Linked DNA regions of Homo sapiens: region 2 is linked to region 1. A link is an interaction called in ENCODE POLR2A ChIA-PET data of the cell type or tissue named here. Cell type or tissue: OCI-LY7. All regions are shown on one strand. Links, peaks and the distances in the headings refer to the core of each region. The heading gives the core; the rest is flanking DNA. Region 1 holds the start of BTNL9 (butyrophilin like 9). Region 2 holds the start of TRV-CAC1-2 (tRNA-Val (anticodon CAC) 1-2).

Region 1 (10,979 bases), core at 1,173-3,672:
TGGTGGAGGAGGTGTTGGAGGCTGGGGAGATGGTGGAGGAGGTGTTGGGGGCTGGGGAGATGGTGGAGGAGGTGTCGGGGGCTGGGGAGATGGTGGAGGAACACTACAGGCTGGGGAGATGGTGGAGGAGGTGTTGAGGGCTGGAGAGATGGTGGAGGAGGTGTCGGGGGCTGGGGAGATGGTGGAGGAACATCACTACAGGCTGGGTAATGCTCGGGGTAGTGGCTCTTTAACAACCAGGATGGAAGTCTTTTTTGTATTTTAGCGTCTGGCACGCCCTGGTACTGTGCTAAGATCGTAGCCCTGGGGAGCACCTGGCAGGAGGGGTGGCGTTCACATCCTGGCCAGCTAGGCTGCAGACACAATACCTGAGCTCGGCTCCCCAGGCTGAAGGAGGAGGAGGTGCATGAGGAAGACAAGACTGCTGGTCAGCGATACTGGCTTCAAGGAGTCTGGGGAGACTGAGAGGTCCACCATCTCTCGTCAGCAGTGGGGGCCACCTGGAGAGGGACAAAGGGGTGCTGGAGCGACGTGCAAAGGTAGGGGGAGCTGGAACTCACTCCATCAGACCTGAAGTCTGTTGTGGCCTCAGTTATTTTTGTCTAGTTCTCAAATTCCTTACAAGCCTCAGCGCTTGGCTTCTTCCATGGCCAGAGGGGAGAGCTGCTTCTAATTTTCCCAGGGGACACTGTTAATGGCATCCGTGGCCTTGCCCAGGTTCACAGAGCTGCAAGGGGACGAGGCTGAAGGATCCCAGAGGAAGCAGCTTCTGTGCTGCTTATTGTTTAGAGCCAGGAATAGAGCCACACAATGTGTGGGGGCTCAGCGCCCCCCCTTTTCTGGGCTTAGCGACTTTCCTCAAACAAAGGGCAATCTCTGAAGATCTCAGATGCATTTTCATTCTTCCTGCCTCACCACCACCAACCCAACCTTCGTCCCACTTCCCTTTGGTCTGGAACATCGAGTCCGCAAAACAGAGGAACAAACACAGAGTTCTGCTCTCTCAGAAGTGGAGTGCATGCAGGTGGCTGCCTGCCAGCCCCAACGACATCCTAGGACACTCTCCTCCAGGCCTGGGACCTCAAGTTGTGCCTTCAGGAGGCCAGCTGGTAACTGTCTCTGTGTCGATAGCATCTTCGGGGCTACAGTGATGGAGTCATCCCATCTAGCCACCCCTTCCTCATCTATGACCCAGGAGGCCCAGACCTGGCCCAGACAAGGGCTACCCCCTCACTCCTGATGCTCTGCTCCCTTGGGACCCACTAATGACTCACGGCCAGAGAGTGTGCTGCTGCCAATGAGTCTCTGGAGATACACAAAACTCTCCATATTTCTCTTGCATTTAGTTCTGCAAGATTTTAGGCAGATTCTGTCATTGGCTGGACCGAAATCTCTGCCTGAACCATGGAAGAAACCAATGCCCACTCCCATGGGTTGCTAGGAGCTCTTGAAATCAAAGTCAGCACCTCCCTTCCCCCTGCCTTCCCAACGCCCACGCACTGTCTTCGTCCTGGGACTGCACCCCTTGCCTTTCACTTCATCACAGTGCCCTTGTTGGAAGGCCACGGTGGGCTCCTCTCTCCAACCCTCTCTGTCTCCCCGTCGGCCCCCACGGCTTGGCTTTTCTTCCGAGACCTTGGCATGGCAGGTGTTTCCGGTGTCCTGTGGCCACAGGGCACTGGCCACACTGTCAGCAACACCATCAGCAGGTGTGAAGGAAGGACTTTCAAAGCTGCTGGGCCATGCAGAGGCAGAAGGATCAGAGGAGGTGTGCAGGGTGAGTTAATGAGGTGGTAGAGGCTCCCCAGGGACCCTTAGGCTAGGAGGCACCCAGACAGGCAGGAATACAAGGGAAGAGGGGTGGCCTGTGAGGCGCATGGGCTGATGGCCCTGTCTCCTAGAGCTAAAATTGAGGGGACAAACAGAGGACAGGTTGGGACAGCTCCAGGTGTGTTTCAAGAAGGTTCAAGGACAGGAGGTGGGGTCCCCCCGAAGCGGGGCCGTGTTGACACCTCTCAGTTATTGGAACACGATTCACACAATAACCAGCATGGGCAGAGGCCTCGGGCAGGGTCCAGGCCCTGGCTGGACAGTCCAGACTCTCACCCTCTGTGGCTACTGGTGGAAGCCTCTCTGCGACAGGTGGGGAAGCTGGCAAGGAAGGGTTCCAGCAAAGGGGTCTACACTGGTTGTGCACCTTCTCACCCTCTCTTCTGTTCCCTTCTCTTTTCCTTTATACTTCAGTCTTTTCTTCTGGATTCTAGACACAGGTTAGAGCTCCATGACAGCAAAACCAGGAGGGGCACGTCAGTGTTCAGCTAGTAACTTCCAAAACCAAGAGGGGCTCAGGGTGTGTTTATGCATCCATTCAGATGGGTTGGGTTCTGGGGAATTAGTCGAGGTTGTGTTAGGTTGTGACACAGGTCTGCTCATAAGGTGGTAATGGGGCGCGAGACAGGTCCCACAGCTGGCCTTCTCACAGAAGGAGCACTCACTCCAATTTCCCTGGACTGGGGGCAGGCTGCCACCTCCTGGGGACAGGGGATTGGGGCAGGATGTTCCAGAACCGTGGAAGTGCTAGAGGGACCTCAGTTCTCTGTTGTGATACACCCGTGTGATTCCCATCATGGAATCTTCAGGGGAGGAGGATTGTAGACACACACACACACACACAGACACACACACATGCACACACACACAGACACACCCATGCACACACACACAGACACACACATAGACACACACACAGATGCACACACACAGACACATACACACACACACACGTGCTGACAGTAATAAAACTAACATGCATTGGGTACTTCCTATCTATCAAACACTTATCTATACCTCAGTATTATTATTTTTATTATTATTATTACTAATAGGTCCAAATTATAGATAAGGAAACGGAGGCCCAGGAGCTGAGTGACTTGCTCCTGCACACAGTGGGTGAGTGGTGGGGTGGGGTTCCACCCACTGTCTGGTTCCAGAGCCTCGCTCTGCACTTCTCGAATTCAGATTCCTCACCAGCTACGTCGTGTGTCTGGGTACACCCTTCCGTCACTCCTGTTACCCAAAACCATGACCGTCTCAGGAACCAGCTGGCCACAGACCAAACACTCACCCTAACCTGCCATCACACAGAGGCACTGAAGAAGCGACCGGCTCACACGGTGCCAGCCACAAAACCAGCCAACCAGCCAACTAATGAATACAAAATTTAAAATCCCGCTGCCAGATAAAACAACTTAAAGCTGAGGTCTCCCTAAGACTTTGTCAAGAGCATCTTCTGAGCCAGGAGGAACAGGTACCTGGTCCCTTTGCTCCCAACACTCAAGGGTATCATCTTGAAAGCCTTTAGCAGAGAGAGATGGTCTGGCAGCTTCCTGAAGGGAAAAGTCAGCGGCTCCTGGACAGCACCCTCCTCCCCGTTTGCTGCTGTGCGTCCGCCCTTTCTGACCTCACTCTTCAGTTAAGGATCCAGGGTGCTCAATCCTTACTTGAAGCGTAAGTCCCCTCCTCGAAGGAAACACTTTCCACCCTCTGCTATTTTGATTACAGTGTAAATTGATTTCAGGTTGTTCCTGGTGAGGAGGTTTTGCCTGGGGAAGGAGTAAGGGACTGGACGCGTCGGATATTTGGGGAAGAAGGAAAACCCAGTGTGCGCAAGGACCACAAAGGGGTCCTCCAGCTGGAGCTGAGCTCTGCCGGCGGGCACGTGCTGCTTGTCCTCCCAGGAGCCTTGGGCTGCTCCCTCCGGAAGGCACAGGGAGAAATAAGGGGTCCTGAGAAATGTCACTGCCTGCACCCAGCAAAAGCCCATTTCTTTCTTCTCCTTCTCTTTTTATTTTTCTTTTCTTCTTGCTCTCTCATTGCCCCCAGCCCGCCCCACTCCTGTTCTCTCCTCCTGCACCTGCAATTCCTAAACAACCCTGATGTTTTTCTGATTTCCGGTCCCTCCGTCGAGTCTGTCTTTAAAGATGAGTACTTTTTGCTTTGCTACTGTTATTTTTTTAGATAATTTATTGTTAAATAAAGAATTTTAAAGCAAAATGCAGTGGGACAGATGTCAAAGGCAAGTTGAAAACATAATTTCTGTCAAATACTATTCTGGATTTCCTAAGGTTAGGCACAAGAAAAGCATCAAATGAAAAGGTACTTACTCAAACTAAGTCTTTTTAAAAAGTCTGTATTTGAAAGGAAAACAACTTTTCACTAAAAATATAAATCATTCTTATTACAGGAAAACCATAATTTAAGAGACTGAGAAAAGTTTTTGATTCACAAATAAATGGCATCTCCCTAATACACTTAGGACTGTTTGTTTTTAATCAGTGACTCTTAAAAATCACTGCTTCCACCTGACAAACTCAGGCGAATCACTATGGATTGGTGTCCTCTGAGCCACCCTGAAGCATCCCATTTTCTCTACACATGTCCTTTTCTCCAACTTTCAGCAAAGCAAGAATGGAGAAAAAGAGGATTAGAAGGAACTTCAGTTGGTTCCCTGGTGAATAACTTAACAAAATAAAACCTGCTTTTCCATTTGTATTACACATTCACAATCTCTCACTCTTACTTACTCTATTGGTGAATTTCAGATTCTGTCCACACATATAATTATTTGCCTGAACTTAACACTATCTTCCTGACAAATAGTAAATCTCCCAAGGACATCTCCGAACCTGGCAGTGTCCACAGGCCACGTCCTCCCACAGGAGTCCCTCGCCTGCTATGCAGCTGTTGGCGTCCTGAGCGATCCCAGTGTTTCCATGGGGGCAGAGCAAAACCTTGGGGATTCTCTAACATAATTTTAAGACTACATTTCACACTTAAATGACCACGTTATGAAACCTGGCAGGAAAATCCATGTTATTAATAAATGCCATGTCTCTTGCTCTCCCAAACACAGGAAGTATTTTTTGCTCTGCATATGTCTGCGGAGACTGTGGGGTCCCAGAGTGGAAAACTTCTCTAGTAACAAAGTACAGAAATTATCCCTGAAGTATAGTCTTTGCTTTGCTACTTCTGTAAGCTGTGTAACTGGTGAATTTTGCCTGTCTCCTGTCCTCCACTCCCCAAGCTGCAAGTCCGCAGGTGTCAGTGGGGCCTTGGCCCTCTCCCACGGGCCTCCCCGACACCCCCTGCAATGCCCTTCCCCCCGGCAGACCCCAGCTAGTGCTCACTGCCTGCGCTGGTTTGATTTCGATAGGTCCACAAGAGGATTTCCACCCTCTTAGTCTCTAAGGAAGATGGACTGCCCCAAGAAGGGAACCGCAATGAGGCTTGAAATCTTTTTCGTCTGGTGGGGGCAATGGGATGTATCAGGATCCTGCCTCCTGAGATGCGGCCCACCTAAACGGGCGTGGACATCTCCTCTTGGCCACACTCGAAACATCCCATGCTGCGGCCAAGCTCGGATAATAAAATGGTGCCACTAATTGTACGCCTTCCCAAAGCCTCCCACCTTCATTTTCTGATTGCCGTTTCTGAAAGATGGAGGTGTAGGCAGCTGTTGAGAATGAGCCACTTACCTGGCAGGTAGCAGCAAAAGGTCTGAAATGGCAGATGAGTCCTGGTGAGCTCACCTCCTCTGCAAAGGGTGATGATTGCTGTAAAGTGTCTTGGTCCCAGATGCTAAGATTCCCTAGACGTGGACTGGCAGCTGAGCTCCAGAGGCCAGGGCACGTGTGACAGAATTATTTATCCATCTTCCACCCTAAGATATATGCCGTTTGCTCTGCCCTTGGCTATGGAAACCAAGATGGATAGAACAAAACAAGGAAGTCGTCACATCCTGTCTCTGAGAAAAATCTTGAATTCCCATGTAAAATATCTCTCCAGGGTCACAGAAGGAGGGGAAAGGTATCTGAGAGCTTTGTAGAGAGCGACAGCTGCAGAGGCTCAAAGTGAGGAGAAAACGCTCCAGCTGGGTTCAGGGTCTTTGTGCCAGTGAAGCTCGGACTCCAAGGAGGCAGGGTAGCAGTCCCCGAACAGTGAAAGAGAGTAGACTGCAGTCTCCACTAACTAACCACGAGGAAGGGGCTGATGACCAATTTTTAACCCACCATAACCTTCTCCTCAGGACAAGGTCAGTAAGGAACAAATCCTGGGGGCATTGTCGTGAGGCAACCTGCAAAACCTGTTCACGTGCAACTTAGAAATGCAGGAGGGTGCTGGATTGGGATTTCTCTAGTGGAGAAGAGGTCAGAAAAGAAGCAGCAAGCACTACCCCAGCCCAGCCCACCCCATCTTACTGTAGGCCATGGTGCAACTTGGGCATTAGCGGACTGAGGCACCAGCCACCCAGCTGCAGCCCACACTGACGTCCCCTCCAGGGAACAGGCCAGAGCTGAGGCACGAGCAGCTCAAGCACATGCAGTGTTGTGGGAAACTGAGGACCGGAGAGACCGATGTGAAGAACAGGAGGATTGTTTATTTTAGGTACACACCGGCTCAGTGGACTCACATCCAAAAAGCTGAGCATTAAACAAAGACAGAGCGGGGTTTTTGTAAGTGGACTTACAATAAATAAAACAAAAGCAGCTAATCATGATAGGTCACATAATCTATAGCATAGCATAACTTGTGGCCTTGCACAGCGGGTGACTTTGTAGCTGCATTGAAAGAAAAACAAGAACTGGCTAAGTACAGACATTTGTAAAACACAATCATGCTTAAGAAGCCTGGGAAAACAGTAACAGTAAAAGAATTTGTCTTTCTCTCTTTTTCCTTCAACCTTGCTCTGGAAGTGGGGCGGCGGGTATCTGGAGCCCATTCCTTTGGCCTTGGCTTTCTGGACACTGTTATAACTGTCCTTGCAGTGGGCTTGCTATAGGCAGAGGAAAACTTGTCCTTTACTTTTTAACCCTTGCCTTGCCTGTTACTTTTCTTGGAGTGAATGAAGGCATATGTATTTTTAAATTTTCTGCCTCAGTAGCACACCCCAGGGACTCCCAGAAGTGCCTGTGTTTGTAGAGGGGCCTCTGCAGGTGACAGGGCGCTACATGGGTGGGAGACGGGAGCCAGCAAGCTTCAGGCATGGACCTGGAGGTGACTGTCTGTGCTCAGACAGGCTGGTGAGACTGGGCACCCAGGCTTATTAATGTGAACAGATGTCCCTAGGACAGCAAAAGGGGCTGAACAGTGAGCTCAAACAGTGGGTGCAGTTCCCCGGGCCTGGGGAGACAGAGGAGGGCTCAAGGACAGGGTATACTTAAGATGGATGCTGCATAAACAGTAGGATCAGGGAAGCCATGGGCAGCCCGGGAGGACAGAGCCTGCGAGGACAGACATTCTTCGTGGAGGGAGGTGATTAGCATGTGGGAGGTAGGAAAAGGCTAGGGGTTAGCCAGACCAGTGTGTGGCTCACTAGTGGAAGGGAAGGTTGAACAGAAGTGGATGGGACCACATTGCAGAGGCCCTTGCATGCCACATAGGGAAGTGAAAGAGAAGGAAAATTGCACTTGTAGAGAGGGGCTGCTCGAAAACGAGAACATGGCCTAAACTTTTCATTGCCCTTAGGTTGGATTCCTCCATGCTGCCTGGGGAGAGGTGAGATTGTCACAGCAGAAATGCAAAGAGAGAGAGAAATGGGCAGAGTCCACTTCTGTGGCTCCTAGACACAGCCCTGGTGGGATGTGGGAGGGGGACCCCACCTGCCACCACCGCCTGCATATCAGGCGCATCATGCAGTAGGAAAGATGTAGACAGCGGCTGTCCCTGCCAGCCGAACCTCCCATTCCAAGACCCAGTAAATGCATAAAGGCTCAGATCCAAAATGAAGGTAGGTGCTGAACCCCTGGCGGACTATAGGTGCCACTGGAGAGAATGGACCCTCATCTGTCCTTGTGTGGGATTTTTGGGTGTCAATTTTCTTCCCAGAAACCTCTGTGGCACCTGAGTTCTTGTCCTGCCTCCAGGAAGAATGAGGTCATGAGGTACACAGACAAGTGAAGGGTGAAGAAGATGCAGAGAAGCTTTATTGAATGCTAGAACAGCTCAGAGGTGATCTGCAGTGAGCTCCTCTCTGTAGGTAAGTCCTCCCCTCCCACTGAGTGTTCAGCTCTCAGCAGAGAAGGCCCTTGAGAGGGTAGCTCCTCTCTGCCCACTGGTCCTCCTGCCACCTGCTGCTCTCAGCAGACAGAAGTCCCTGGAGAGAGTGGCTCCTCTCCACAGGCAAGTTGTTCTGAACACCTCTGCAGGTCTCTGAAGCTCTCAGCAGAGAGGGTAGCTCCTCTCTGCAGCTGGCCATCCCATCGTTTCTCCATCCTCTGCCCTGCTCTGGCTGAGCCTCAGGCTTTTATGCACCTCAGAGGGGAGGAAGTGCATGCTGATTGGTCCATGGGCAGCCAGAGGGAGACACCACAAGTCCCCACTCCAGTCAGAGGGACTGGCAGCCAGGCCTTCAGGCCCTCCCTGGCCTGAAGGCGGGGCCTTACTGGGGACCCGCCTTCTCCCTCCAGGGACTCTGTCTGCCTCCCACTGCCATTTATGGTCCCTGGCTAGGCCCCAACCCCGCTCTGAGAGTGGGAGCAGAGAGAGGCCAGGCAGTGGGAAGCAGACAGCCCTGAGCCTGCAGGGATGGGGGTTGGGGGGCTGGGTACAGGGTGGTTCTTCCCAGGCCCTGGAGGTGCAGAATGCACAGATGCCGGGGTCCTGCTCCTGGGAGGGTGGCCGAAGCTGCACCCGGGGAGCTCCTGCCCCATCAATTCGGAAGGGGCAGGGCTCCTGCTTGTCCTGGCTCCTGCCTCCTCCGTGGAGCAGGAGGCTGAGGTCTGCAGCTGTGGGTTGGGTGGCTGCAGCTGCACGCAGAAGGGCAGATCCTGCCTGCCCCTGGCTCCCACCCAGGAGCTCAGGGAGGCTTGGATCCACAGCTGCAGTTTGGGTGGCTGTAGACCCACACAGGAGGGTTGGGATCCTGCCTGATCTGTACAGCAGGAGGCCTGGGTCTGCAGTCACAGTTTGGGTGACTGCAGCGGTACCCGGGGAGCTCCCGCCCCATCTCAGAAGGGGCAGAGCTCTTACTGGCTCCGTGAAGTATGCAGCCCCAGCCAGGCCTCCCTGCTGCAGCCCCTGTGATGGCAGCGGCCATCACGTGGAGGGAGGTGATTGGCACGTGTGGGGTAGGAAAGGCTAGGGGCTAGCCAGGCCAGCATGGAGCCATCACTTGGACAGCGGAGAACATGCCCCATTATATAGCTTCCGTGGTGCACAGCAGCCCTCACCATGAGGTCGTCTGAGGGAATTCTGGAGGGGCTAATGGGAGAATCCTCATCCCCAGGGCAAAGGCTATTCTCACGCCCAGCGTGGGCTACCAGTGGAGATAGAAGCAAAGTCATGCCAGCCTCGCAAGTAGTGAATTCCTCCTTTTCTGACGATCCCCCATCCACCTTCCCCGGCAGCCCACAACATGGCCCTTGAGCTTCCTTACTGCATTTTCATTTTCTCCTGTTCCGTTCTCCAGGGAGCTCACACTGACATTCTTGTGCCTGTCAGCTGGCACAGTGCCCCCCATTGTGCTTTGTCACACAGATAGAGACGTGCACAGGCACTGGGAGATAGGAGAGGCCCACTGCTGCCCTCACAGCCACAGGTGCTCATCTTTGGCTCCTGAGATTGTGGGGGCTGCAGGAGCCACACACACCCTCTACTCCCAAACAGCCTGACCTCGCCAAGGCAAGCCATTTTCGAGGGTGACTTGAGTGGTGCTGCCCAAAGGGATCAGCACGGAGCATCCCTAGCTCGGAGGAATTCCTTCACTGCAAGAAGTAGCCAGCACCTTCTCCTGACACACAGAAGTGGGTAGAATAAGGAGCTCCAGCTGCGGGCTTACGCCAGGTAGAGTGAGCATTGGTTATGGAGGAGACCCCGTGAGAACAGCGCTCATCTGAGTCCCGACCATTGGTTATGGAGGAGACCCTGTGAAAACAGTGCTCATCTGAGTCCCGACCATTTGTAGGAGGGAAGTGGGTTGGTGCCCTTATATTACACCTTTTCAGAGAGCCAGCCAAAACGCAGTTTGACAGGGTTTGAGTTGCATAAACAGGTGGTAATAATAATAATAATAAACTAGGGGGAGCTGAGCGTGGTGGCTCACGCCTGTAATCACAGCACTTTGAGAAGCTGAAACAAGGGTCTTGTTTGTGTCCAGGAGTTCGAGAGCCCAGAAGTTCTAGACCAGCCTGGGCAACACAGTGAAACCTTGTCTCCATTACAAATTAAAAACAAATAACCAGGTCGTTTCTTAAAGAGGGTGCTCTTGGTTATTCAAACCTGCTGTCCCCGGCAGACGGTGGGTTCTCCTGTTTCATCCACACTCTCTCCAGGCACCTTTAGGGAACAAATAATACTGTTTGCTTTAACAGGAGGAGAACTTTTGAAGAAAAAAATTATGTTAAATTTCCAAATAAGGCAAAAAGGTAGGTAACATGTCCTTTCAGTGTCATGTGGGCACTGGCCCAGCCACAGATTACTTATGGAAGTGTACTTTGATTACTGTTTGCCATTACTTAAAAACCCCAGATTTAGTGAATTTGCATAATTAACTTGTAGACTTTTGCCCAGTAGAGTTGCAAATAATTTTTTTCTTTTTTGAGACAGGGCCTTGCTCTGTCACCCAGGCTGGAGTACAGTGGCACAGTCACAGCTCACTGCAGCCTCAACCTCCCAGGCTCAAGTGATCCTCCCACCTCAGCCTCCCATGTCACTGGGACCACAGGTGACCAGCTAATTTTTTAATTTTTTCTTTATAGAGATGAGGTTCTCATTATGTTGCCCAGACCGGTCTCATACTCCTGGGCTCAAGCAATCCTCCCCCTTCAGCCTCCCAAAGTGCTGGGATTATATACACGAGCCACTGCATGCATCCAGATAATTTCTATCCAGTAGAAAAATACAACCCAAAAGGTTATGGTGTATCGCCTTCTAAGAGATTATCCAGTTCTGTAGATAAGGCAGCAGTCTTACCACAACGTTTC
Region 2 (16,601 bases), core at 6,570-9,069, 62 kb before region 1:
CAGGCTGGAATTCAGTGGTGGACTCACAGCTCACCGCAACCTTAAACTCCTGGGCTCAATGTTCCTCCCACCTCAGCCTCCCAAGTAGCTGGGACCACAAGTGGGAGCCACCATACATGGCAATTTTTAAAATGTTTTCATAGACGCAGTGTTCCCCACCCCCCGACCCGCCACCCAGCAGGCTGAGTGAAACGAGCCTCTCCAGTACCCACCCATGAAGGGGGTCAAAATCAAGGGAACAATCCCGTCTCATCAGCAGGTCTGAGTTTTTTTCCCAGTTCCAAATTAAATCAGCCCCCTTTGCGGGTGAGACTACTGGTTTTCAAGGCCGGCCCAGCCTAGGATATCAGGGCAGGGTGCCAGAATGACAGCAGCTCCAGGCAAGAAGGCTGCAAAGTCCTGCTGTTCTAACTAGAAGTTCTGGCAGCTTTTTATTATGAGTATATGTTTCTCCATTTGATGATTTGCCTTTGGTCAATTTTGAGAGCTCTGAAATGATCGCTCTTGACAATTTTGTCCCATTTTATACTTTTGGGTGTGGGAACAGATTTGCCAGCTTCTGCCCTCTGCCATGCCTAGAGGCCCACACTTCACTATTTTTGAGTGTATAACGTGGATAGACCATGTGCTGTGTACCCACACCCCTAGTGATCACATTTGAATTGTTTCCTTCCAGGTTTCCTATACTATGGTGATGTAAGGAACAACCATACATGTCTTGGAGCATATATATAGATGTTTCTGCCATGAAAGCATAATCTTTGAAACATTAACAACACATATACATACTGTGTATCTCATCAATATGTCATGTACTTATACAGCAAACACACGCAAAGGCGTATAGCTCATTGATGAGGGAATTGTCAGGATGGCGAGTCTGAGTCACGGGGAGTTAGAGAAGTGGGGTTATGCACTCAGGGAGGAAGAAGGATGGATACAAATGCTAAGTTTGATACAAAACAGGTTAATAAATTCCAAGGCAATAAACCTGTAGCTGCTGGGCTATCTTTTATACACAACAAGAATCATTTAGATCTCAACCCCACAGGGCTACACCTTATCATCCAATGTCTCAGTGAATTTTAACAAGTAGTAAACAGCAAGTCACAGAAAGCTACCTTCCCCTGGGGCTGAGGTTCTGCACGCAGCAGCAGCATCTCCTGGGAACTTGTTAGAAATGGAAATTCCTGGACCCCAGCCCAGACCTAGCAAACAGACTCTGAGGGGGAGCCCAGAGATAGGCGTTTTTATTTATGTTTTATTTTTTTGAGACAGGTTCTCCTCTGTGGCTCAGGCTGGAGTGCAGTGTCACAATCATAGCTCACTGCCGCTGTGGCTAAGTTTTTCTTTTATTTTTTGTGGAGACTAGGTTTTCCTCTTGTTTCCCGGGTGAGTCTTGAAATCCTGGCCTCAAGGGATCCTCTGGCCTGGACCTCCCAAAATGCTGGGATTTTAGGCGTGAGCCACCGCGCCTGGCCTGAGATTTTAAGTATCTTAACACACTCTCAGCCAGGTGTGTGGCTCATGCCTGTAATCCCAGCACTTTGGGAGGCTGAGGCAAGTGGATCACTTGAGCCCAGGAGTTCAAGACCCACCTGGGCAACATGGGGAGACCCCGGTCTCTATGAAAAATACAAAAATTAGCCAGGTGTGGTGGCAAGCAGCTGTGGTCTCAGCTACTGGGGAGGCTGAGGCAGGAGAATTGTTTGAGCCTAGGAGGTCAAGGCTGTAGTGAGCTGAGATGGCAACACTGCACTCCAGCCTGAGGAGAGCCCCCTGCAGTAGGGAGGGGGCTGTTGCAGTAGGAGGTCCATCCTTTGACAGCAAGAACCCCTGTCCCAGGCTACAGAAAGGGCTTCACATTTGCAGGGAGGCGTCAGCAAGGCTAGAAAGACCGCGGCAGGTGGGGCGGGATGAGCAGTGACAGATGGGACAGTGCACCGGGGAGTGTTCTCCTGAAACTGAGATTCTGAGGAGGGGCTGTTAGAGGGGTTCCCATGCTGCTCAAGGTGGGCCAAGGTCACAGCCTGTGGGGAACCAGGAAGCCTGACTAAAGTATGGACAAGTCAACAGGCATTTTATCCAGATTGGTCAGTGCGGACAAACAGTTCAGCTAGTCACTCATGAGTTGAAGATCGGGAATTTGGAGGGTCTGGATCTGGCCTCATCGTTGGTCAACAGGGGTTCACCATCCTGCCTTATCCATGTGGCAGGGGAAAGGCCTACAGGAGGGTGGGGCATTTCTTCTATTTTCTTTTTAATAATTTCAACTTTTATTTCGGATTCAAGGGGTATATCTGCAGGTTTGTTACCTGGGTATATTGTGTGGTGCTGAGGTTTGGGGTATGAACGATCCCCTCACCCAGGTGCTGAGCATAGCACCCTATAGCTTTGCAACCCTACCCTCTCCCTTCCTCCCTCCCCGCTAGGAGTCCCCAGCATCCCTTGTTGCCATCTTTACGTCCATGACTACCCAGTGTTTAGCTCCCACTTACAGGTGAGAACATGCAGTATTTGATTTTCTGTTCCTTCCTTAACTCACTTAGAATGACGGCTTCCACTGCATCCACGTTGCTGCAAAGGACATGATTTCGTTCTTTTTGATGGTTGTGTCATATCCCATGGTGTCTATGTACCACACTTTCTTTATGCAATCCACCGTGGACGGGCACCGTGGCTTCGCTATTGTGAACAGCACTGCGATGAAAATACAAGCGCCAGGTGTCTTTTTGGTGAAACAATTATTTCTTTTGGATGTAAACCCAGTAATGAGATTGCTGGGTCAAAGGGTAGTTCTAAGTTCCTCGAAAAATTTTCAAACTGCTTGAGAGGGTGGAGGATTTCTTAATAGTCGCCGTTTCCCAGGAGCTCAAGGCTCAGGTGGAAGTTTACTATTGTCAGCATCACACCTTGTTTGTCCATTCTCCACTGATGGACACTGGGGAAGTTTCCAGTTTGGATGTCTATGCAATAGAACAGTGCTGCTGGGAAGGTTCTTGCACGGGTCTTTGGTGACCATAGTGGGGTGGATGCTGCGATGCCCCATGCAGATCCCTCCACCCAGACCAGACGCACCCCTCGATTGGGAGCACAGCCTGCACTGAACCCCTCTGTAGGCATTGCCCTGGGGGAAGGGAAATGCCTCACCCAGGGCCACGCCTCCTCCCTGGAAGCAGCCAGGACCCAAAGACTGATTGGAACAGGGGCACAAAGGCCAGGCCCTCCCACCTCAGCCTCACCTCCACTGGACGTTCCTGCAGGCCCCTCCCAGCAGCCCTGGGGTGGGCTGAGGCCTCAGTGGTAACTGTCTTGCCGCTCAGCTCCTCCCTCTGCCCAGTCACGCCTCCCTCCCTCCCTTGAAGATGCTGATCCCAACAGCACTCCCCCAAAACCTTCCTGCACATGAAGCTCTGCTTCAAGGCCGGGCACGATGGCCCTTGAATCCCACAACTTTGAGGGGCCAAGGCAGGTGAATCGCTTGAGCCCAGGAGTTCAAGACCAGCCTGCACAACGTGACAAAACCCCTTACTTACAAAACAACAACAGGAAAAAAAACACAGAAAAAAAATTAGCATGGCCTGGTGGTGTGTGCCTATAGTCTCAGCTACTCGGAGGGCTGAGGTGGGAGGATCGCTTGAGTCTAGGAGGAGGAGGCTGCAGTGACCTGTGATCGAGCCGCTGCATTCCAGTCTGGACAACAGAGCAAAACCCTTCCAAAAAACACAAACAAACAAAATGAAAAAACCAAGTCTCTGCTTCAGAGTCATCTGCTGGGAGCCCAACCTAAGGGTCAGGCGTGAGTTTCCAGTGGGCATCATGCAAGTCAAGGTGCTGGGGCGTTGTCTGCATGAGGTTCCCACTGTGGGTCGTTAGAGCCAGACCAGAGCATGCGTCCAGGTCAGCCCCAGCACACCCGAGGAGCCTCGGTGTTTTCACCAGTAAACAAGACAACAGAACCTACCGTGCAATGACCACGAAGAGTCTAGGAGTTGGCACCTGCCAGCCCAGGGCACAGTAATTCAGGATTGCTAGGGTTAAGTATGGACACTGTCCCGCAGAGGCAGGTGGGCGTGGCCACGAGGGGTGCCTGGGGGTAGGGGCACTAGTACCTGAGGGTCTGTCTGGTGGGACCCTCCCACTTCCTACCCTGCCTGGTTTCCTCATCTGCAAATGAGCTGATCATAGAATCTTCTTTCTAGGTCTGGACTGAGGGCCAAGTGCATGGAGATTGTGAAGGAGCGTGCGGAACTGGGTGGGCCTACTGAGCGCTTGGAAAGGGCGGCTTCCTCCAGGGCAAGCCTGTCTCCCAGGGTCTGGAGGGCCTCAGGGCTGCAAACCACCCCCTCAAATCAGCCTCCTCTGATGGGCTCGGGAGGCACCTAGTGCTCCACCCAGACGGGGTCTTCTGGGAGAGGGGTGAAGGGGGTTGTTGGGACCCCATCTGGCAGTTGAGAAACTTGCAAAATATCAGCCTACAATGAAGTCTTTGGGGCTCAAACTCAGAAGAGATCATGTAGCTGGTGGAAGGCAGTTGAGTTTTGGAGTCAGGACACCTGCACCTGAATCCCACTTGTATTTATGTCACCTCTTAGCTGTGTGACTGCAGGCAAGTTAAATGTCTCCATCAAGGGTACAAGGATAATGAAGCCTACCACATGGGGTTTTAGTTAAGATTAGAGTTTGGAAGTTCACGGTGAATGCCTGGCGTGTAGCAGGTGCTTAGATAAGGAGCAGCTAGCACTAACAAGCATCAGGATTTTTTTTTTTATAGGATGTAAATTTTCAGATCCAAATGCCAGCACATGCATTCTGGCCAATGGAACATAAGGAAAATATTTTGCATTGAGGCTATACTACGAAAGCCAGGACACAAGGTCACAGGGATCAACCAGGGGCCACAACAACTTCTGAAAAAAATAAGTTTTTAAAGAGCAGCCCTGACATTTGGAAGCTGGCGTGGCGCTCACAGCCGCAGCATGCTGTTCTCCTGCTGGACATAAGCAGCCCCACAGAACGCCAGCCCCAGACAGAGCTTGGAGACAAAGATGAAAGGAGACCAAGCCAGGCCACTTCATCACCATATCTAAGCACAGATGGGAGCAAGTTGACTGCACCACCCACAAAGCAGCAAACACCCACTCCCAGCCGAAACCTGTGGCTGTTACGTCTTTGCCAATTACAGCTTTATCTTCCCTCTAGTCTTCCCTTCTCATAGGTTAGATATCATTTATCGAGACACCCAGTCATGGAACCGCCCTCACTTTCTAACAGCATCCAGTTTAAAGCAAACTCAGACCCTGCCCGCAAATGCCCAGCTAAAGTCCAAATCCTATTAATACCTTCTAAGACCGTCTTCCCGGGAGACACCCACAATTCCCTGAAGTGTGTGTTCTCCTTCACTGCAATGAGCGATAATCTGTACTTGTTCAACTGCCTGTGCGTCCCTGGTGGTCTTTGGCTGGAGGCTGCTTGTACGTCCCTGGTGGTCTTTGGCTGTAGGGCATCAGTAGTTCCTAAGCTTCGGGAAGTATTATATGTTCGCTGCTTTTGATATCCCTTATCTGTTACTCATTAATGATCAGTTGTTCAAAATGACGTGCAAAAAAGCCAGTGGGGTGGGGTGGCGCATGCCTGTATTCCCAGCTACTGCTTGAGCCCGGGAGTTAGGGTACAGCCTGGGCAATGCGGCAAGACCCCATCTCTAATAATAAACCACAACCTCTCCTTACTCAGTGAAGTCCCATAGACTTGTCCAGAGCACTGAAGAGGCTGTGTCCTCTCAGAAGGGTGGGCTGCAGCTTTGAAAAGAGACAGAAAGGAGGCGGAGCTCCTACAGACACCCAAGGAGGCGGGCACAGCAGGGGTGCCCTGGAAGCAACACCCAAGGAATCCTAAGAAAGGAGTGACGGATCTGCTGCCCCTGCCTGGTTCCTTGCATGGTCTTGTTCATCACTGGACATTCCTGTGAAATTGCACCAAGTGACCCATCTAAAACTCAGTCACAGCCTGCGGCTTTTGTGGCAGCCATGATGAAAGCCAGACAGGCTCTAGGGGCGCAGTGGTGAGCAGACAGGCCAGGTCCCTGTGGTCATAAGCTTACAGTCTAAGGGCAGGAGACAGTGACGAACCAAGTGTTACAGTTTAACTTTATCACTGTTAAAAATTAAGGGATGGCCAGGTGCAGTGGCTCACACCTGTAATACCAGCACTTTGGGAGGCCAAGGTGGGCAGATCACTTGAGGTCAGGAGTTCAAGACCAGCCAGCCAATATGGCAAAACCCATCTCTACTAAAAACACAAAAATTTGCGAGGCGTGGTGGTGTGCACCTGTGATCCCAGCTACTCAGGAGGCTGAGGCAGGAGAATCTCTTGAACCTGGGAGACAGAGGTTGTAATGAGCTGAGATCACAGCACTGCACTCCAGCCTGGGTGACAGAGCGAGACCCTGTCTCAAAAAAAAAAGAAAAATTAAGGGACAACCTCAGTGAAAATATTTGCAACACATATAACAGATTAGGAGATAATACACACATTACATATAAAATATAACAAATGTCTGGAATAAGTAAATATTTATATTTATATATTAAACACATGTAAAGAACTTCTAAAAATTGGTTAAACCATTAAAACCTCCATGAGGGAAAATAGCAAAGGATATGAACAGGCAATTCCAGAATAAAATAAGTGAATGTATAAAAAATACACTCAGTTAAAACAATAGTAAGACATTTCTTGCTTAGCCAATTGCCAATGTTGCAATGATTTATAGAACCCACCAAGGGTAAGGAATTGGCGGCCTAGCACCCTGCTTGTGGGAGCACAAGGGGCTCACCTGCTAGAGGGCAGTTTGGGAGGAATTATAGACATGAAAGAAACCTTTCTTTTACACCAGCCTTCCAGGGCTAGGAAAGTCTTCTGAAAATCCCAGTACAAAGAAATCTGCACAAAGATAAGCCTCCATGTATTACTAACTGTAATAACTTTGGTCCTGGTGCAGGAAGAACCAAGAAGATCAATGGAGTGGAACTGAAGCAATAAAGAGACTCAAATGTGTTTGGGAATTGAGCACATGGTAATGGTGTAGTTTCATTGGAGAGAATAGAGTTACCTGTGTAATAGAAAACCAAGTCAAAAGCAAGAAAAATTAATGGTGAAGATAATTTTGTGGTTACAAAAAAAAAAAAAAAGGGAAGTGGGACTGACTGCATGGGACTGGAGGGAGAGAGGTGGGTTAGAGCAAGTTTGGTTTTTTTCCCTTTCCCTTGGTCAGCAAACTACCCTCAAGCCAAACCCAGCCTGCAATCTATTTTTCTACCGCCCAGTGAGCTAAGAACATTTTTTACACTTTTTACTGGTTGAAAAAATTAAAAGAATAATATTTCATGACATGTGGAAATTAGATGAAATTTGAATGTTGGTGTCTGAGTCAAGTCCCATTGGCACACACGTCCCATTGGCACACAGCGCCTCCCTCTCGTTATGTGTCACCTTTACTGGCTTTGGCACCAAAAGGGCAGACGTGGGTACTTCCGACAAAACTGAAAAGATTCCATACGTGGCCCTTGCAGAGAAAGCTTGCAGACCCCTGCTTTAGAGAGAGGAGGTATGAGAGTTTAGGCTTTGGTGTGGGTGGCTGGGGAGGTCCCCTGGTTCAGGAAATGGTGATTCCAAGGGCGGTTGCTGTCTGGGTTCTGGTGCTGTCCTCCTCCTCTGTCCACCCCATATCTAATGCATTCTGAGTGCTCGCTGGGCAGTCAGTGCAGGGCGGGACAACAGTCACGTGTTGCTTCCCAAGACATACAGTCACGGGCCCCTTAACAACAAGGATGCATTCTGGGAAATGGTGATTAGGTGGCTCTTGGAAGGTGCACCTCATTTACCCCTAGGCTGGGTGGCATAGCCCATCGCTCCCACGAGTGATGTCTGTGCTACGACAGTACCACGGCTATGACATCCCTAGGCCATAGGAATTCTTCAGCTCCATCATAGTCATGGGACCACTGTCATGCACGTGTCCCTCCTTGCCTGGAAGGTTGCTGTGCAGTGCATGACGGCACTTCCATGTCAGCGGGTGCCTCGCTGGCCCATCTCCTGCCCCTGCTCACTCTGTCTGCCACCTTCCAGCAGCTCCCCGCCCTAAAGCCATCCTGATGCTGCTTTTCCGCCATTTCTTCCTCTGTGCATGTTACCCCAAACTCCACAGGGGCTGCTGCTTGCTTGACATGCATTCTGGAACCTTCCGGGATCCTGTCCCAGTGCCCCCGAGCAGAAGCGGCAAGCAAGGGCCAACTCAGCCCAGGGCTGCCTCTGTCCAAGGCCCTCTGTCCAGGTCGACAGGCATCTTCCCCTCCCCAGGGGGAGTGCAGGCTCCAGATGAGTTTCTGTCTCCCCAGCTGAGAACCTTTGTCTTGGTTCGGGTTGCTGTAACACAATACCATATGCCAGGCTGCTCAACGAACATTGATTTCTCACAGTTTTGCAGGCTGGAAGTCTAGATCAGGGTGCAGCACACTGGAGTTCTTGGTAAGGATCCTCTTCCTGATTTCTGCCCAGCTGCCTTCTCACTGTATCCCCACGAGAGAGGGAGAGGAACCAGCTCTCAGTCTCAGTTCTGTCTCCCTGTGAATCTGAGAGTGCGCTGAGGCCAGGAACCTTTGTCCCCAGGCGCAGCTACTCCAGAGGCTGAGGTGGGAGGACTGCTTAGGTCCAGGAGGTTGATGCTGCAGGGAGCTGTGACTGCACTCCAGCGGCGGAGACAGAGCAAGACCCTGTCTCAAAAGGAAGGAAAGAAGGAGAAGAAAGAAAAGGAAGTTTTCATGCCCGACGCGGTAGCATAAGGGGGCATGGGAGACCGGACGAGAGGGTGTGGCAGCGACCGCAGGGAGAGGAGACGGCGGACGCGGAACTGTGCGGGGTTGGCAGTGGGCTTGGGGGTGGCACAGCGGGGACGCGCTGGCACCGGTTTCTGAGAGGGGACATTCGGGAGAAGCTGCCTGGGGAATGGGAGGCCACGAGTTCGGGCGTGGAGACGGAGCTTCAGGGCCTGGAGAAAGGGGAGTGGAAATGACGGAGGAAGTATCCGTATCGCATCCTCGGTTTGCCCGAGAGATGTCTGTGCCGCCACGTTTACCGCAGCGCTGTTCACAATAGCCCAGATCTGCGAGCAAAGGCAGCGGCCGTCGGTGCAGGAGTGGGCGGAGGCACCGAGGTGGATGCGCAGCAGAGCACCACTCAGCCGCAAGAACACGATAATCCCGGCCGGGCGCGGGGGCTCACGCCTGTAATCCCAGCACTTTGGGAGGCCGAGGCGGGCGGATCACGAGGTCAGGAGATCGAGACCAGCCTGACCAACATGGTGAAACCCCGTCTCTACTAAAAATACAAAAAATTAGGGCGCGGTGGCGGGCGCCTGTAGTCCCAGCTACTCGGGAGGCTGAGGCAGGAGAATGGCGTGAACCCGGGAGGCGGAGCTTGCAGTGAGCCGAGATCACCCCACTGCACTCTGGCCTGGATGACAGTGCGAGACTCCGTCTCAAAAAAAGAAAGAAAAGAAAAGAAAAGAAATACCTGAGGCTGGGTAATTGATAAGAAAAGAGGCTTAATTGGCTCATGGCTCTGCAGGCTGTGCAGGAAGCATACCGCCAGCTTCTGCTTCTGGCGAGGCTTCAGGAAGCTTCCAATCACGGCAGAAGGCAAAGAGGGAGCAGGCACATCACATGGCGAAGGTGGGAGCAAGAAGGCGGGGGGTGCCACACACTTTTTAAAACCTTATCAGGGGAGAACTCATAATAGGGAGGACAGCACCAAGGCCGTGGTGCTAAACCATTCATGAGAAATCCATCCTCATGATCCAATAACCTCCCACCAGGCCCCACCTCCAATATTGGGAATTACATTTCAACGTAAATTTTGACGAGGACATAAATACAAACTATATTACTACCCTTAAACAATTGGAAATTGCTTTGTTTTTGAGAAATAAAAGAATGCTGAATTCTGTTCTGTTGCTTTGGTTGTACACTTTAGTGAAAATTGAAAGGTTATGTTAATTTCTGAAGAATTATAATGATAAAAAACGGTGCAGACACAACCTGCACTTTGCAAGCATTGCAGACTTAAGTTTTTTGGGGGAAACTATACATAATTAAATAGTTTCCCAGTGAGCTCAGCCAGCCCATTCAGGGCAGTGCCCAGACATATGCTTGTGGCAAACTCTAGCCAAGCAACTTACCTACAGGAGAAAAAAAGACTCACTGTTTCAAGAGGAGCTGTGGTGCTTCTCTCCTTTCTCCTCTTTTTCTTGTATAAACCCTACATTCACCTGTATTCAACAAAATCAGCCAACTAATTGGTTTCTGTGTGTGTATTCAAGAAAATCAGCCAACTAATTGGTTTCTATGTGTGTATTCGAGAAAATCAGCCGACTAATTGGTTTCTATGTGTGTGTATTCGAGAAAATCAGCCAACTAATTGGTTTCTGTGTGTTTGTGTTCAAGTGAACGTCCACATTCACTCAGCTGTGCTGTGTCTCTGAGCTACTCTCTGACTCTGCAACCCTCCCCTTTTAAATGGTTGCACTGGACTCTGTATTCTTGTGCGCTCATACCCATTACCAAGCTCAAAGGGACCCACGGAAGAAGCTCAGAACTCTTATGAGAAATAAAATACCGCCGTGTGTCGTGACTAATTATGATGGCAGAAAAGCATCAAGCCGGTTTCCGTAGTGTAGTGGTTATCACGTTCGCCTCACACGCGAAAGGTCCCCGGTTCGAAACCGGGCGGAAACAGTTCCTTCTACTTTTCACTTAACTGCTTCAAATTTATTACACCGAAGACTAGCCTAGAACATCCCACCAATATCTCCACCCACTTAAGGAGAAAAGGCTATCAAGGGTATTTATACCGTTGCCTTTCCGCCGCAATCATTGGCATCTGGGAAGAACGGAACCCACCTCACTTGCTGTTGACACCAGCATGACGAACTCCCCACAAAGCCCGTCCAGTGGATGGATGCACAATGCCAAATGGAATTCCCGATGCCGGGAAAGCGTGGGGCCCAAGGCGACTTCCTCCTTTTGTAACCCATGAAGGGACAAAAATGGAGGAATCACAACAAGCTGGCAGCGGTGGGATTCGAACCCACGCCTCCGAAGAGACTGGAGCCTTAATCCAGCGCCTTAGACCGCTCGGCCACGCTACCCTCCTTCTGGGCTTCACCTACATCTTTTCCTTCCTTATAAAACATCCCCAGGGTCCCCGGGCCAACAAGGCGTCGAGGCGAATCCACAGGGCATCGCAGAACCACCGCCTTCCAGCAGGATTCGCTGGGCCAGAGGCCCCGGCTGGGAAACGGCTCCACCAGCGCCCCGGCAGAGAAGGTTCGCGAAGCGCAGGTCTCGGGATTTGCTTTGGGGGCCACTCAGAAAGTCACCCACATTGGCCCTCTTTGGGGAGGCGGCGTGAGAGGAGGGGAAGCCTTCTGCACTCTTTAAAGAAAGATAAAAATAAATAAACCAGGGCAGACCCGGTCCGCTCGGGGCCGCCTAGTCCTGCAGCCGCCGCGCCGCACTCCACAGGCAGCAGCGCACAGGGCGCGACTCCGGGGAGGCCGCGGCCCGCGGGGTCCGTCCGTCCTGCGGTCCCCAGCCCCGTCCCCTGGAGCTTGGCGCCCGCTCTGCCCGGATCCGCCCCGGCCCGGGGCTCCTGCCCGCCGTCCAGTCCGCGCAGGGACCCCGAGCAGCCTCGCCGTGCACGGCCCCGCCGGGCTCAGTTCTGGGCTCGCGCTTCCACCGCCCCCGCCTGGCTCCCAGTTTCTTTCTGTCTCCCGCGGAACCGACCTCCTTCCCCCGAATCTCCGCCAGCTCTTCTCCCCCTCCCCCTACGCCCCGTGCTTTGCTCTCCCGCTTCTCGCCTCGCCCGCGGCTGGGGGAAGGATAAGAGGGGAGGGGAGGGCAAGGGAGGGCAGGGGAGGGGTGGGGAGGGGAGGGCAGGGGAGGGGTGGGGAGGGGTGGCGAGGGGAGGGGAGGGCAGGGGAGGGGTGGCGAGGGGAGGGGAGGGCAGGGGAGGGGTGGGGAGGGGTGGGGAGGGGTGGGCAGGGGAGGGGTGGGGAGGGGTGGGGAGGGGAGGGCAGGGGAGGGGTGGGGAGGGGAGGGGAGGGCAGGGGAGGGGTGGGGAGGGGAGGGGAGGGGACGGGACCCCAAGGCCGAAGCGCCCCGGGGGGCGGAGGTGCACCCGGATTTCCAGTCGCGGGTCCCACGCGGCCACCTCCAGTCCCGCCCGTCAGCGCCGACTTCATGAGCAACCCGAGCCTGCTGCAGGACAGCGAGGACTTTTGCGGACGCCGGGACGCCGCGCCGCAGCACCCACCCGGGACCCCGCCTCCGCCGGGCAGCAGCGCAGGGGCAGCTCGTCCCGTCGCACCGCGTCGCGCAGCCTGTCCCACGCCGACCTCAGCACCAGGGCCGACGAGAGCTCGGCGGAGAAGCGGCTCGCGCTGTCGCAGATCTGCGAGTGGATGGTCAAGAGCGTGCCCTGCTCCCAGGGCGACAGCAACAGCTCGGCGGGCTGCAGGAATTCACTTCGTCATCTTCTGTCCCTACACAGCAAGCTGACTCGCGCGCAGAATGAAGGAACTGGAAAAAGTGCTCGGTGGACGCTGGATCCAGAGGGCGGCAAGGGTGGGAGATCTCTTAGGACAAGAGCTGCATCCATGGACAGCAGCAGCAAATGCGCTCGGAGCCTAAGTCAAGCTGCCACGAAAAAAGCATCCTGCAGTCTAGCCAGGGGGGTGCCGGGGACAGCCCTGGACCCCAGTTTTCCAGATGGCCTGCAAGCCCTGGCTCTCACAGCAATGATGACTTTAATAGCTGGAGTGCATTTCGCCCTGGAACTAGCTCAAATGCTAGTACTGTTACTGGGAGACTTTCACCCATTATAGTCAAAGGAGACTATCTTGGAGATGGGGACGCACATTCTGTGGGGTACCCGCCATCTGCGGCAAAGATGCCCCTACTCCACCCAGTCTGAGACAAGCAATCCTGAAACGTGGAAAGCTTTCTGAGTGATCTCAGTCTTATCTCCTCACCAACATCATTAACTGTGTCCACCCAGTCCTCACCTGGCACCATGATGCAGCAGACGCCAGCTACTCCTTTGTGCCACCAAACACCAGTCTGAATTCGCCCAGCCAAACTGCAAAAAACAGACGTAGGGCCAGTCCAACATGAGCCCTTTGCCCCAGATGCAAACACTCCAGGAGCACAAATCAAGTTACGGAGCTGTGAGTCCGTGTAACTGTGTAGCGGGACTCCTGGAGGAGATGCTGACTTCTGACTCTCCTCCCCATAATGACATTATGACACCAGCTGATCCTGGAGTAGCCCAATCCAACAGTCGGTTTCTGGGCCAGAATACCATGATGGGCCTTAATTCAGCCATGTCAACCTATGGCAGCCAGGCATCTGGATACAAAATGAGGCATCCCAGCTCCCATATCCACCCTGGGCATGCTCAGCAGACATATGCAGCTTACGGCCGTGCCCTGTCTCACACGGAAAACACCAAGCCCCACACCTCAGGTGTGAACCAACTGACCCCAGTGAAGACACCTTTGCAAGTGCCTCTGCCCCACCCCATGCAGATGAGTGCCCTGGGGGGCTACTCCTCGGTGAGCAGCTGCAGTGGTTATGGCAGAATGGACCTTCTCCACCAGGAGAGGCTTCCAAGTGACTTGGACGGCATGCTCACTGAGCCCTTGGACTGTGACATGGAATCCAAATCTTCATTTGGAATGACCTCATGGATGGAGACACGCTGGATTTTTCACCTTGGCAATGTTTTGCCCAGCCAAAGCTCCTCACACAGTGTCAAGACAAGGACACATAGCTGCGTGTCAGGCTGAGAACTGGTGAGCCCGCTACACTTAAAAGTACTTCATCGGCTGGGCACAGTGTCTCCCGCCTGTAATCCCAGCACTTTGGGAGGCTGAGGTGGGCGGATCACGAGGTCAGGAGATCGGGACCAACCTGACCAACGTGGTGAAACCCTGTCTCTACAAAAAATACAGAAATTGCCTGGGTGTGGTGGCACGTGCCTGTAATCGCGGGTACTCTGGAGGCTGAGGCAGAAGAATCGCTTGAACGTGGGAGGCGGAGATTGCAGTGAGCCCAGATGGCACCACTGCACTCCAGCCTGGAAACAAAGCAAGACTCCGTCTCAAAGAAAAAAAAAACAACTTCAGATTGTCTGACAACAGGAACTGAGAGTCCCCTCCCCTCGCCTGCCCTCCCCTCGCCTGCCCTCCCCTCCCCTCGCCTGCCCTCCCCTCCCCTCCCCACCCCTCCCCTCCCTACCCCTCCCCTGCCCTCCCCTCCCCACCCCTCCCCTCGCCTGCCCTCCCCTCCCCTCCCCACCCCTCCCCTGCCCTCCCCTCCCCTCCCCACCCCTCCCCTCGCCTGCCCTCCCCTCCCCTCCCCACCCCTCCCCTCGCCTGCCCTCCCCTCCCCTCCCCACCCCTCCCCTCCCTTGCCCTCACCTCCCCTCCCCACCCCTCCGCACCCCTCCTCACCCCTCCCCTCCCTACCTCTCCCCACCCCTCCCCTCCCCACCCCTCTGCTCCCCACCCTTCCCCTCCTCACCCCTCCCCTCCCTACCTCTCCCCACCCCTCCCCTCCCCACCCCTCTGCTCCCCACCCTTTCCCTCCCCGCCCCACCCCTCCCCACCCGTCCCCTCCCCTCCCCTCCCCTCCAGTCCCTTCCCCCAGCCGCGGGCGAGGCGAGAAGCGGGAGAGCAAAGCACGGGGCGTAGGGGGAGGGGGAGAAGAGCTGGCGGAGATTCGGGGGAAGGAGGTCGGTTCCGCGGGAGACAGAAAGAAACTGGGAGCCAGGCGGGGGCGGTGGAAGTGCGAGCCCAGAACTGAGCCCGGCGGGGCCGTGCACGGCGAGGCTGCTCGGGGTCCCTGCGCGGACTGGACGGCGGGCAGGAGCCCCGGGCCGGGGCGGATCCGGGCAGAGCGGGCGCCAAGCTCCAGGGGACGGGGCTGGGGACCGCAGGACGGACGGACCCCGCGGGCCGCGGCCTCCCCGGAGTCGCGCCCTGTGCGCTGCTGCCTGTGGAGTGCGGCGCGGCGGCTGCAGGACTAGGCGGCCCCGAGCGGACCGGGTCTGCCCTGGTTTATTTATTTTTATCTTTCTTTAAAGAGTGCAGAAGGCTTCCCCTCCTCTCACGCCGCCTCCCCAAAGAGGGCCAATGTGGGTGACTTTCTGAGTGGCCCCCAAAGCAAATCCCGAGACCTGCGCTTCGCGAACCTTCTCTGCCGGGGCGCTGGTGGAGCCGTTTCCCAGCCGGGGCCTCTGGCCCAGCGAATCCTGCTGGAAGGCGGTGGTTCTGCGATGCCCTGTGGATTCGCCTCGACGCCTTGTTGGCCCGGGGACCCTGGGGATGTTTTATAAGGAAGGAAAAGATGTAGGTGAAGCCCAGAAGGAGGGTAGCGTGGCCGAGCGGTCTAAGGCGCTGGATTAAGGCTCCAGTCTCTTCGGAGGCGTGGGTTCGAATCCCACCGCTGCCAGCTTGTTGTGATTCCTCCATTTTTGTCCCTTCATGGGTTACAAAAGGAGGAAGTCGCCTTGGGCCCCACGCTTTCCCGGCATCGGGAATTCCATTTGGCATTGTGCATCCATCCACTGGACGGGCTTTGTGGGGAGTTCGTCATGCTGGTGTCAACAGCAAGTGAGGTGGGTTCCGTTCTTCCCAGATGCCAATGATTGCGGCGGAAAGGCAACGGTATAAATACCCTTGATAGCCTTTTCTCCTTAAGTGGGTGGAGATATTGGTGGGATGTTCTAGGCTAGTCTTCGGTGTAATAAATTTGAAGCAGTTAAGTGAAAAGTAGAAGGAACTGTTTCCGCCCGGTTTCGAACCGGGGACCTTTCGCGTGTGAGGCGAACGTGATAACCACTACACTACGGAAACCGGCTTGATGCTTTTCTGCCATCATAATTAGTCACGACACACGGCGGTATTTTATTTCTCATAAGAGTTCTGAGCTTCTTCCGTGGGTCCCTTTGAGCTTGGTAATGGGTATGAGCGCACAAGAATACAGAGTCCAGTGCAACCATTTAAAAGGGGAGGGTTGCAGAGTCAGAGAGTAGCTCAGAGACACAGCACAGCTGAGTGAATGTGGACGTTCACTTGAACACAAACACACAGAAACCAATTAGTTGGCTGATTTTCTCGAATACACACACATAGAAACCAATTAGTCGGCTGATTTTCTCGAATACACACATAGAAACCAATTAGTTGGCTGATTTTCTTGAATACACACACAGAAACCAATTAGTTGGCTGATTTTGTTGAATACAGGTGAATGTAGGGTTTATACAAGAAAAAGAGGAGAAAGGAGAGAAGCACCACAGCTCCTCTTGAAACAGTGAGTCTTTTTTTCTCCTGTAGGTAAGTTGCTTGGCTAGAGTTTGCCACAAGCATATGTCTGGGCACTGCCCTGAATGGGCTGGCTGAGCTCACTGGGAAACTATTTAATTATGTATAGTTTCCCCCAAAAAACTTAAGTCTGCAATGCTTGCAAAGTGCAGGT

What was found. ChIA-PET counts read pairs that join two places held together with the same protein. Peaks named below come from ENCODE experiments on the same cell type or tissue, not always from the same donor. Only the 100,000 strongest peaks of a DNase experiment are listed, where the experiment ranks them.
Region 2: POLR2A ChIA-PET joins it to region 1 with 5 read pairs; 5 of 35 experiments call an interaction of 5 or more read pairs at or near these places.

Annotation. Positions count from the first base shown.
Region 1 is chr5:181,034,988-181,045,966 of GRCh38, reverse strand. BTNL9 (butyrophilin like 9) reads right to left here and starts at 5,701. Exons shown (of 11, transcript NM_152547.5): 1 at 5,535-5,701; 2 at 369-500. The coding sequence starts at 477. It overlaps MIR8089 (microRNA 8089), which reads left to right and starts at 2,483; the gene lies at 2,483-2,564. RefSeq lists silencers at 1-85, 9,429-9,807 and an enhancer at 8,258-9,184. In OCI-LY7, for the core only: CTCF peaks have their summits at 2,334 and 2,533 (motif pointing left); DNase peaks (open chromatin) are centred at 1,716 and 2,506; H3K4me3 peaks cover 1,197 bases; H3K27ac peaks cover 1,303 bases.
Region 2 is chr5:181,096,445-181,113,045 of GRCh38, reverse strand. TRV-CAC1-2 (tRNA-Val (anticodon CAC) 1-2) reads right to left here and starts at 15,976; the gene lies at 15,904-15,976. It overlaps TRL-AAG1-1 (tRNA-Leu (anticodon AAG) 1-1), which reads left to right and starts at 15,491; the gene lies at 15,491-15,572. It overlaps TRL-AAG1-2 (tRNA-Leu (anticodon AAG) 1-2), which reads right to left and starts at 11,206; the gene lies at 11,125-11,206. It overlaps TRV-CAC1-3 (tRNA-Val (anticodon CAC) 1-3), which reads left to right and starts at 10,721; the gene lies at 10,721-10,793. It also overlaps the pseudogene FOXO1B. RefSeq lists enhancers at 7,684-8,183, 8,184-8,685. In OCI-LY7, for the core only: no CTCF peak of the experiment used is centred there; no DNase peak of the experiment used is centred there.